2 separate regions of the Homo sapiens genome follow, and region 2 is linked to region 1. Evidence: read pairs that join two places in POLR2A ChIA-PET (ENCODE). Cell type or tissue: PC-9. All regions are shown on one strand. Each heading gives the region's core, and the rest is flanking DNA. Links, peaks and the distances in the headings are about the cores only. Region 1 has its middle 3.1 kb from the start of SNHG26. Region 2 overlaps HYCC1 (hyccin PI4KA lipid kinase complex subunit 1).

Region 1 (6,155 bases), core at 1,156-6,155:
CAACCTCCTGGGCTTAAGTGATCCTCCTGTCTCAGTCTCCTAAGTAGGTGGGACCACAGGCACCCACCACCATGCTGGGCTAATTTTTAAATTTTTTATAGAAATAGAGTCTTGCCATGTTGCCTAGGCTGGTCTCGGACTCCTGGGCTAAAGTGATCCTCCTGCCTTGGCCTCCCAAAGTGCTAGTATTACAGGTGTGAGCCACCATACCTGGTAAGTAATAGGCCTTTAAGGCTCCTGCATGTCTTTTTGTGATTTGATAGAGCATTTGTTTTTAGCACTGAATAATATTTCATTGTCTGGATGTACCACAGTTTATTTATCCATTCACCTACTTAAGGACATCTTGGTTGCTTCCAAGTTTTGGCAATTATGAATAAAGCTAATACATTCACGTGCAAGCCTTTGTGTGGACATAAGTTTTCAACTTCTTTGAGTAAATACCAAAGACCACAATTGCTGGATCTTATGGTAAGAGTTTGTTTAGTTTTGTAAGAAACCACCATACTGTCTTCCAAAGTGCCTGTACCATTTTGCATTCCCAGCAATGAATGAGCGTTCCTGTTGCTCCACACCCTCACTTACATTTGTAATGGTCAGTGTTTTGAATTTCAGCCATTCTAGAAGGTATGTAGTGGGATCTGAGTGTTGTTTCAGTTTGCAATTCCCTAATGACTTACAATGCTTAGCATCTTTTCTAAGATGCCACCCCATCACTTCCGGTGTGCAGCCCAGACTCAAGGAGAAGGGATTCTACAAGGGCCTGAATAGCAGGAGATGGGGATTATTAGGAGCCATCTCAGAGGCTGCCCACCACAATTGGATTCAGATGAGAATGGAAGCAAGGCATTAGAGACAAATACAGACAACTCTTTTGAGGAGTTCTGCTATAAGCAGAAACAAAGAAATAAGCAGTTCATTGAGGAAGGATATGGAGTTAAAAATGTTTGTATTTTATTTGTTTTACAGCAAATCTGATCATTCTTATCAATTAAGGTAATATGTTTGATATAGTTAAATATGTAACAATTCTGTTTTATACTCTATTCATGTATTTTCTAGAAGTATCATGAACAACAATGCTCATGTTTGTAAATAACGAAACTGTCGGGATTTTTTTTAACAGGCTATTTTGTACCTATATGAGAATCAGAAACAAAAGGCCATTTTGTACCCACGTGGGGATCAGAGCACTCATATCCCAGGGCTTCCAGGATACTCACGTGTGTACCTTCTAATTGCTGAAATCAGCCACATGGGTTTATTTAAGCAGATGAAACCAATATGCTTCAGCAAGGGCAGACATTTTCTCTTGGCTTGAAAACAAGCCAACAGCTGCTTGGAAAAGGCAAGCTGTTGGGCAGAGACCTGCTCATGGCAAACAGCCCAATGACCCCAGTTAAAATGTCACCCAACTGGAGTGATCCTTTAAATCATAAATAATGTCTGTAGTTGCTTTATATTCTGACTCTACACTGCAACAACACACTAAAATGTGCACTACACACAGACACAAGAGTAAATGAATGGGCCAATTAATTCATGAAAGCAAATGTCTGAGGTTAGTCTGTCGATAACATGTGAGTCTTAGATCCTCCTGGGGATAAGGATCAGGCAATGGTAGGATAGGGGGAGGGTGAAAAATAATGCACTTTCCCTTCCTTCTGCATTCAGAACCAACTCAGACATAAGAAAGAATGGAAATTAAGGTGCTAGCTTTATTACTGTTCAGATTGTGTCTTCAGAGCTGAGACACCCTATTCCCCATCCCAGTCTAGACCTTGGGCCATCATTGCCTTATGCTGGTTTTGGACAGTGAGGGAAGAAAAGGGGAGTGAATCATCATAGCTGCAGCCTTCAAATAGATGTGTTTCTTTTTTGAGAAAGATGAGCCAGTGGATGTCACCTGCCAACATAAGTGACGGCCAAAAATTTAAATTGGGTAAAATGCAGGATTATGTTATTGCAGGGTTAATGAGAGACTTTTTTCTTTTTTCTTTTTTTGAGACAGAATCTCACTCTGTCACCCAGGCTGTGCAGTGGCATGATCTCAGCTCACTGCACCATCCACCTCCTGGGTTCAAGTGATTCTCCTGCCTCAGCCTCTCGAGTAGCTGGAATTACAGGCACCCGCCACCATGCCTGGCTAATTTTTTTTAATTTTTAGTAGAGATGGGGTTTCATCATGTTGGCCAGGCTGGTTTTGAACTCCTCCCCTCATGTGATCCACCTACCTCGACCTCCCAAAGTGCTAAGATTACAGGCGTGAGCCACTGCGCCCAACCAAGAGACACTATTTTTAATACCGTTTTGACCATCAAAAAGCATAAAAGTGGCAGGCCATGCTGGTTCACACATGTAATCTCAGTGTTTTGGGGGGCCAAGGCAGGAAGACTGCTTGAACCCAGGATTCAAGACTAGCCTGGGCAACATAGTGAGACCCCACCTCTACAAAAAAAAAAAAAAAAAAAAATTAGCCAGGCACGGTGGCACACACCTGTAGTCCCAGCTACTTAGAAGGCTTAGGCAGGAGGATTGCTTGAGCCCAGGAGGTCAAGGCTGCAGTGAGCTATGATTCTGCCATTGCACTCCAGCCTGGGCAACAGAGCAAGACCCCACCTCAAGAAAAAAGAAATAAAAAAAGAAAAGCACAAAAGTTAAGGCAGTGACACTTACAATGTCCCCAATTGACTGACTATACACTGAGCTGAGAAAACCCTCAGTGGCTTCCAGGATTATGTTATTGCAGGGTTAATGAGAGATACTTTTTTTTTTTGAGACAGAGTTTCACTCTTGTTGCCCAGGCTGGAGTGCAATGGCGCAATCTCGGCTCACCACAACCTCTGCTTCCCGGGTTCAAGTGATTCTCCTGCCTCAGCCTCCCGAGTAGCTGGCACTACAGGCATATATCACCACGCCCAGCTAATTTTGTATTTTTAGTAGAGATGGGGTTTCTTCATGTTGGTCAGGCTGGTCTCAAACTCCCGACCTCAGATGATCCACCTGCCTCGGCCTCCCAAAGTGCTGGGAGCGACATTATTTTTAATTCCACTTTGACCATCGAAAAAACACAAAAATGGCTGGGTGCAGTTCACCACACCCATTTCCCCTAGTCCCACAGAGGAAATAATAGTCTGCACCTGTCCACCTTGAAAACAGGTGACAGGCAGAGGATGGAAGCCAACAGGACCACCACAGTTTGCATGATTTCAGCATTCATGTTGGCACAGAATTGTATTGAAATTCCTTCCTTCTCTGGAAAGGAATGAGGAAAGAATGAGTAAAAGGCCCGGGGCATTGTCTGGGAGAAGCTCCTCTACAGAAAAGCATGGGACTGGGGGAAAAGGCTCCCCACTAACAGCAGCAAAACAAGCCAGGGAAGTGCACAACGCCTCCCAATGCCCTGGGATTCCTACTCTCCAAGCATAGATGCTCCTTAGCTTATAATGGATTTATGTTCTGATAACCCCACTGTGAGTTCAAAATATGGTAAGTTGAAAGTGCATTTAATACACCTACCTACCGAACATCCCAGTCTACTATTATCCCATTAGCCTAGTCTACTTCACATGTGCTCAGGACACTTACATTACACTACAGTTAGACAAAACAATTGAACACAAAACCTATTTTAGAATAAAGTGTTGAATATCTCATGTAATTTATTGAACACTGTACCGAAAGTGAAAAACAGAATGGTTGTACGGATACTTGAAGCACACTTTCTACTGAGCTACGTATTGCTTTTGCACCATCACAAAGTAAAAAAAAAAAAAAAAAACATAAATCAAACCATTGTAAGTCAGGGAATATCTGTAGTTCACCACATGTGTGAAAGACAAGTCAAATGGACAGCAAGAAAAGGAAATTCAGTAGGTTTTATCAAGCATTTACAATGTGCAAAGCCCTAGGCCAGGTACTGGGAATACAGGAATAAATTCACACTCAAGGTGACCCAAGGAAGCTACCGCCTGGGATAAAACCCCACTACTGCCCCATTATCAGCCTTGAAGAGTTTTATGGTATGAATATTGAACTGCTTTGGGGGAATAATCTCTTCCTCTGATAAGGATATTTAGATAAGGAGTTTTTCCCCTTATCTAAATATATTCTAGGCGTTTACACTGAATTCGGGGGATTCAGTAGAGAAGGAAACAGAGTTCTCATGGAGCCTACATTGCACCATCATGGCAACTCTGCATGACAACACCCTAAGACCAGCTCCACCCACCAGAGAATAATCCTAGATGACCTATTAAAGTCCCCTGCACTCTATTATCCTATGATTTTTCTGTAACTCTCTTGGCCTCTTTGCTTCTTTCCTCTCCTAAATTTCATGCAGCATATGAGTTTCCTGCTGGTCATGCTACACTCATTGTACTAATAGGTACCTCTTCCTTCTGGAAGCCTTTCCTGTAGCCTTAGCAGGCTGGGCTTTGTGGCTTTATGCTGTGCCCTTGGCACTCTTCATGGGCTTCTATCAGTGGGTGAATCTCATTTTATATTCCTCACTTTAGTGCAGGGGCAGTTTCTCATTGAACTTCACACCCTCCAACACCAATCACAGCACCTGGCATAGAATAGGCACTCAATAAGTATTTGCTGCACTGAGCAATCTGTAGGGGCCAACATGGAAAGTTTTCCCTTTGCCCTCTTAAGGTTCACTAAAAAATCAACTTGCAAAAGGCAGATTAATTGGAGAAAAAGCATATAAATGTATTTAATGTGTATACCCGGGATCCTTCAAATGAAGACCCAAAGATACAGGGGAAATTATCCATTTTTATGCCTAGGTTCAACAAAGTATGGGCAGTGACGTAGAAATGTGATCGGACAAAAAGTGTATGATCTAAGACTAATAGAGGGAGAAAACCCAGCAAGGCCTGTCTGTCTGGATTCTTCTTGGCCTCTCTGAGCATGCACTCTTTCCTTCTGGGTATGGGACAGGACTCCCTCTGGAATGGGGGTCTTATGACCTACAGTCAAACAAGGGAAGTCAAATAATGTCTTTATGGCCAGATTTTACACAGAACGGCAGAGGGAAAGTCCCCACAGTCCTTGTATTAATTCCCTAGGGATGCCTTAACAAAGCACTCGGTGACTTAACAGAAATGTTTTGTCTCACATTTCTTGTGACTAGAAGTCCAAAATCAAAGTGTCAGCAGAACCAAACACCAAGCTCCCTCTGAAATCTGCAGGGGAGGGTCCTTCCTTGCCTCTTCCTAGCCTTTCTCCGGTGGTGGCCGGCAATCCACCGCATTCCTGGGCTTACAGCTGCATCACTCTGATCTGCCCCTGTCCCGCCACATTTTCGTGTGTCTCTGTCTTCAAGTGGCATTTTGACACCGTGTGATAAGGACATCAGTCATGTTGAATTAGGAGGGTCCACCCCAATGATCTCGTCTTGACCACATCTGTAAAGACGCAGTTTTTCCAAGTTAGGTCGCATTCACAGGTGCTGGAGGTTAGGTCTTCAATGTCTTTGGGAGTGGGGACAAATTCAGTCCTTAACACTCATGTTCTATATGTAGTGCTGCTTAGGCATCCAGCCAACAGACCTGCTTATTTTACTGCAGTCAGAATACCTTCTCCCCTTCCTCCTCACAGTCCAATGACACAGACGTGCTTTGGGGGCAAGATATTTGCGGGCCGTGGCCATCATTCTAAGCATGCAGCACTCCAGGCACCAGGAGTCCTCCCCGTGCTTCAACCCCTCTTCGATGAGTTTGCACCCCCGACCTCCGCTAATGTTCACATCCTTTAACGGGAGCCAGTCTTCTGCTACGTAATTAGACGAGTCTTGAAAGAAGCACCCAGGGGCGTGGCTGAAGACTTTAAGAAACACCAGGCAAGGGAGGGGAGTGGGTACCAGAGACACCTAACATTATTTGAGTGGCAGGAGCTTCCTCTGACCTTCAACGAGGTAAAGAGACATCACAGCCAGCGAGAGTTTGGGGCAGACTCCCCAGACTCGGAGGCCGGGGCAAAGTGGGAGCCGGGGCCAAGTGGGAGCCGGGGCCGTGTGGGGTGGGGGGGGGGGCCCAAGGCGGGGAAGGCCCGGGCCGCCGACAGGGGGCGCGCGAGGGCCTCCGGGCCCCGCGGGCGGGGCGGGTGCTGGACCCGGAGGGGCCTTCCGGCAACTTTTTGGTTGGTGC
Region 2 (5,000 bases), core at 1-5,000, 83 kb after region 1:
GTAAAGATGGGGTAAAATGAAAGAAGTCTGGCTCCAAGGACTGAGCCATGGATGCAGTAGATGGGGTCATTATTGCTGCAGCCCAGAAGATGGAGCACCAAGTCACAGAGAATTATTCTTACATCTTGAATCTTAATGGAATCAGGAAACCTGTTGGCTAACAGAGGCCCCTTTATTCCTTCAAATTTCTCCCTTTTTGATTGGAAATATCTCTCTTATGTTTGTCCCACCATTGTATTTTGGAAGCAGATACCTTATTTTCTGGTTTCACAGGTCCACAGATGAGAAATTTTCCCCAGGATGAACCATACCCAGATTCTCACCAATACCTAATTTTGATAATGAGATTTAGGACTTTTTTAGTTGATGATATTTAGATGAGATTTTGAACTTATAAGTGATGCTGGAATGGGCTAAGACTTTGAAGGATGCTGAGATTAGGTAAATGTATTTTGCATGTGGGATGAATGTGAATTTTGGGGAGTCACAGGGACGACTGTATGGGATTGAATGATGATCCCCCAAAACACATTGGTCTAAAACCTCAGAATTTCACCTTATTTGGAAATAGAATCTTTGCAGATGTAGTTAGCTAAGTTGGAGTCATAATGGGTTAGAGTGAACCCTAAATCCAATAACTGGTGTTCTTATAAAAAGGTCATATGAAAATACTCAGGAAAGAAAGCCCTGTGACAACAGAAGTAGAGATTGGAGTGATGCAGCTACAAGCCAAGACCTGCCAGGAACCACCAGAAGTTAGGAAGTAGCAAGAAAAGATTTTTTAGAGCCTTCAAAGGGGATATTTTCCTGCTGACACCTTGATTTCACACAGCCTTCAGAACCATGAGAGAATAAATTCTCTTGTATTAAGTCATGCAGTTTGTGGTGTTTTGTTACAACAGTTCTAGGAAGCTAATTCATCAACCTTGAATTATTGTGATAAATCTTTATCTTCTACCTAGGTATTGTATCCATTACTGAAAGTAAAATATTGAAATCTCCAACTGCTACCAAATTGTCGGTTTCTCCCTTCAATTCTGTTAATTTTTGCTTCGTGTATTTTGGGGTTAGGTGCATGCATGTTCATAATTGTTATATTTTTGTGATAGTTGACCTTTTCATCATTATAAAATTTCTCTTTATCTCTAATAACAATTTTCTTTGTTTTGATTTAAAGTCTAATGGTCTGATATTAGTGTAGCCATTCTGCCTCTCTTAGATGGTTGCTGTTTGCATGGTATAGCACTTTGGATCCTTTTATTTTAAACCTATTTGTGTCTTGTGTCTTTGAATCCAAGGCATGTCTCTTGTAGTCACCATATAGTTTGATCTTTTGAAAAAAAATCCAGTCTGACAATCTCTTTCTTTTGATTAATCCATTCTTCAATATGCATAAATATGTATGTTTTGCATTAATTCTGGAATTTTGAATTTTTAAAATAGATTCTGATTCTCATGAAATTCTCCATCTTTACTCATTAATCAAAGCTATTTTTTAAGTCTGTCTCTGATAACACTAATAACTGGGTCATCTGTGGATGTTTTTATTGCCTTTTCCCTCATAGTTCAGATTTTTAATATTCTTTGAAATTTTTGACACAATGTTAGCTATTAGATATGATACATTTTATAGTGTCTGGATGATATATTCCTGGTGGGAAGATAGAGTGGTGGCAGGCAGACTGCATTAATTCAATCAATCATTCAGTTGACTTGAAGCTAAGTTACAATTTTTATAAGGTATAATTTACTTTGATTCTCCTGTTTGTATCTCTACAGAGTTCTTAAATGAGATCCTGGGATATGTACTAGGGGCTTTCCCTTTTGAAGGGTTGTGAAATAACATTTTTATCTCTCAGTGCCATGATGCATAAAAACTAAAAATCTTTTTTCTGGCTTTCAGCAAGTTTCCGCCTCTTTTTTTTCTTTTTTTTTTTTTTTTTTTTTTTTTTTTCCCTCTCTGAGCAATCCAAGAATTCAGCAAATACTCAAGAGGAAAACAAGGAAAGTGCCAGGCTCACTTCTCTGAACTTCCTGTCTTACTAGGATCTCTGCTCTCCCAAGTGCGATTGGTTTAAAGGCCCTGTTCTTTTTGTTTCTCCAGTCCTGTGTGGTTTCCATAACTTGTTTGCTTCTCTGATTCTTAACAGTAACTCTCTTCTTGGGCCTTTTACCCAGATTTGGCAAATTCCATAATGGAAGAAGTAGCTGCAGAATGTCTGCTCACTTCTCTGGTTAAAATACTTTTGTATTGGGAGTCCCCAAGACCACGCCAGCACCCCAGGTTCAGTGATTCAACAGAAGCACTCACAAGGCTCAGCATATAGTCATACTCATGGCTATGATTTATTAGAGAAAAGTACTACAAAGCAAATCAGCAAAGGGGAAAAGGACATGGGGTGAAGTCCAGAGGAAACCTGACACAAGATTCCAAGAATCCTTTGCCTGTGGAATCACACAGGCTGTGGTTAATTACTTCAGTACTGAATTGTGACAACAGGTGTGAAATGTTGTCTGCCAGGGATGCTCGTTAGAGTCTTACTGCCCAAAGTTTGTATTGGAAGTTAGTGATAGAGGCACCCTCTGCCCAGCACAAATCATAATTCCAGACTCCTAGAAGCAAAGCGGGAATTCAGCATAAACCATGTTGTTTATATAGTTTACAAAGAGTAAACCCCCTTATCAGTTAGGGAATGGTGGGAACATTCCGGTAATCCAAGTTCCCAGACACTAGCCAAAGCCCAGCTTTAAAATCAGGGCTAAGGATAGCATCTCAGCCTCTTATGTTAACTCTTTTCTGCACACCTTCTCTCTGGCGTTTTGTCTTCTAGAGTCCTGTTTAGCTGAAAGTTCTTCAATGGCTTCAAACAGAGGTTTTAAGCAATTTTACCCAAAGCTGCTTGTTGTTCTCAATGAGTGTTGCTCTGCTATAGAAGTGTCTGGTTATTTTTCTTTTCTCTTGTGAAGACTGTATTTGAAAAATTGTAGAACTTGAGGCTTAAGATGATGGGGTTTTTTTTCCACCTCCACAGAGGATTTGTTTATTACCAAGCACTTAGGGGATCATTTTTAATCTGATTTCAGGAATTGGGATGGTTTGAATCCGTGCTGAATTCCCTGTGTATGGGGGAGAGTTGATGCACTTCCAATTCACTCTTACTCCTATGGTGGAGCTTTTTTGGGTCCCAGCCCAAAGCATGGGAATTTCCTAAGCCCTCTTTTATGACTTGGCAGGCACTGGCATTCAGTTTTTGTCCTCCTAATATCCTGGAGCAGTAAGAAGCACTGCTTATCCCCTTAAATGCTTCTAGAATCAGCCAATACCTCCAGGAAAGAAGTTGTGCCAATGCTTGCCTCTCTAGATTTTCATGTTTATTTATTTAGAGACAGAGTCTTCCTCTGTTGCCCAGGCTGGAGTGCAGTGGTGCTATCTCGGCTCACCTCAACCTCCGCTTCTCAGGTTCAAGCGATTCTCCTGCCACAGCCTCCTGAGTAGCTGGGATTACAGGCATGTGCTACCAGACCTGGCTAATTTTTTTTGTATTTTTAGTAGAGACGGGCTTTCACCATGTTGGCCAGGCTGGTCTTGAACTTCTGACTTTAGGTGATCCACCCACCTCGGCTTCCCAAAGTGCTGGGATTATAGGCATAAGCCACTGCGCCTGGCCTAGATTTTCATGTTTTGAAGAGTTTTGCTGGATTATCTAGTTGCCAATGGGAATTTTGATGTTAATTACCTAGTTTCCCATGACTGAAAGTGTAATTCTACCTCTACCTCACTGATTACATTGTAAAATAAGTTTCTTAGAAGCAATATTTTGGGGAAAATCATAATGGTGAACAGGAAGCTTATTATTGCACACACAAGCATGGTGCTTAGGGAAGGCAAACTTAAAGCCAGATCCAGAGTAAGGCTCTATTCCATGAGGACAAATAGTTGTCTCTCCATGAAAGAAAATATTTGATATAATCAATCTGCCACTAACTATCTGGTCACCCTCAGATGTTGTATCTTAGGATGGTCACTGCTGCTGGCCAGTTCGGCTCCTGGCAGTAATAAGGACAGCCTTGATGAAAGGAGGCCTGTATTGTTGAAGTTCCTGTGTAGCCCTATCCTTCCAGTATAGCCGCTTTGCCCATAAACTGTTTGAACAAAGGCTGGAATACCAAAGAGATTTACTGATATCCTCAAAGTCATCTTGACCATCTGATTATTTAGCACCTCCTTCACCACAGGGCCTTTGTTTAATATGTCTGTAGGAAACAATTATTCTTGCAATCTGAGCCTATTTTAAGAAGTCCAATATGTTTAGCTCCCAATTTTTGTCACTCATCCTCCAATCTTATTACGTCTGTGTTTCCAACCACCTGGCCAGGTATAAATGGTGTAGATCTGTATCTTGGGATGGCTCACTTTCGGTGCAAAGCAGACTAGAAATACTGCTCATATTTATTCTCGCTGGAAAAAGTTCATTTCCTCACTGTCCTCCAGAACCATCTTTGAGTGAAGCTGAAACACTGTAGGCTATGTCTAGCTAGTATCAGCATGCTGTGCAATACTGCTTGTATAACCAGTCTCAATTTTACCCCTTCAGGGAACTGGGAAATGTATATTATGTCCTATTGTACGAGTATTCATGGGTTTGCTTGCTTGTTTGGTTTGTCCTTCTTTCAAACATGTCCTGTCTCATCAAATTCAACTTGGTGGATATAAATGAATTTAAAGGCTTAAGGAAAGAATAAATATTGAAACAAAAGTCTTAAACTAGAGGGGAAACTAGAGGGGAATTAGAATAGAGGAAGAAAAAGTGGTGATGCTCTTCCAGAGGGTTTCATTTCAAGGGATTTGGAGGTGAAAATGTTTGTAGAAAATTACACAGCACAGCAGGCAACATAGAAGTAGAAATATGTTGGCTAAATGAAGAGAGTAAAAGTTTAAAGATAAATGCATGATAGGCTTTCAGTAGGCCGTAGTGGATCTAGGATACAAAAGTTAAATA

What was found. ChIA-PET counts read pairs that join two places held together with the same protein. Peaks named below come from ENCODE experiments on the same cell type or tissue, not always from the same donor. Only the 100,000 strongest peaks of a DNase experiment are listed, where the experiment ranks them.
Region 2: POLR2A ChIA-PET joins it to region 1 with 7 read pairs; 9 of 35 experiments call an interaction of 5 or more read pairs at or near these places.

What each region holds. Positions count from the first base shown.
Region 1 is chr7:22,848,055-22,854,209 of GRCh38, forward strand. No RefSeq gene overlaps it. Among named protein-coding and RNA genes, the nearest start is that of SNHG26, 3.1 kb to the right of the region's middle. RefSeq lists a silencer at 6,001-6,155. In PC-9, for the core only: a CTCF peak has its summit at 6,080 (motif pointing right); a DNase peak (open chromatin) is centred at 3,257; H3K4me3 peaks cover 371 bases; H3K27ac peaks cover 11 bases.
Region 2 is chr7:22,932,281-22,937,280 of GRCh38, forward strand. It overlaps HYCC1 (hyccin PI4KA lipid kinase complex subunit 1), which reads right to left. Exons shown (of 11, transcript NM_032581.4): 11 at 1,931-5,000. Among named protein-coding and RNA genes, the nearest start is that of SNORD93, 78 kb to the left of the region's middle. In PC-9, for the core only: no CTCF peak of the experiment used is centred there; no DNase peak of the experiment used is centred there.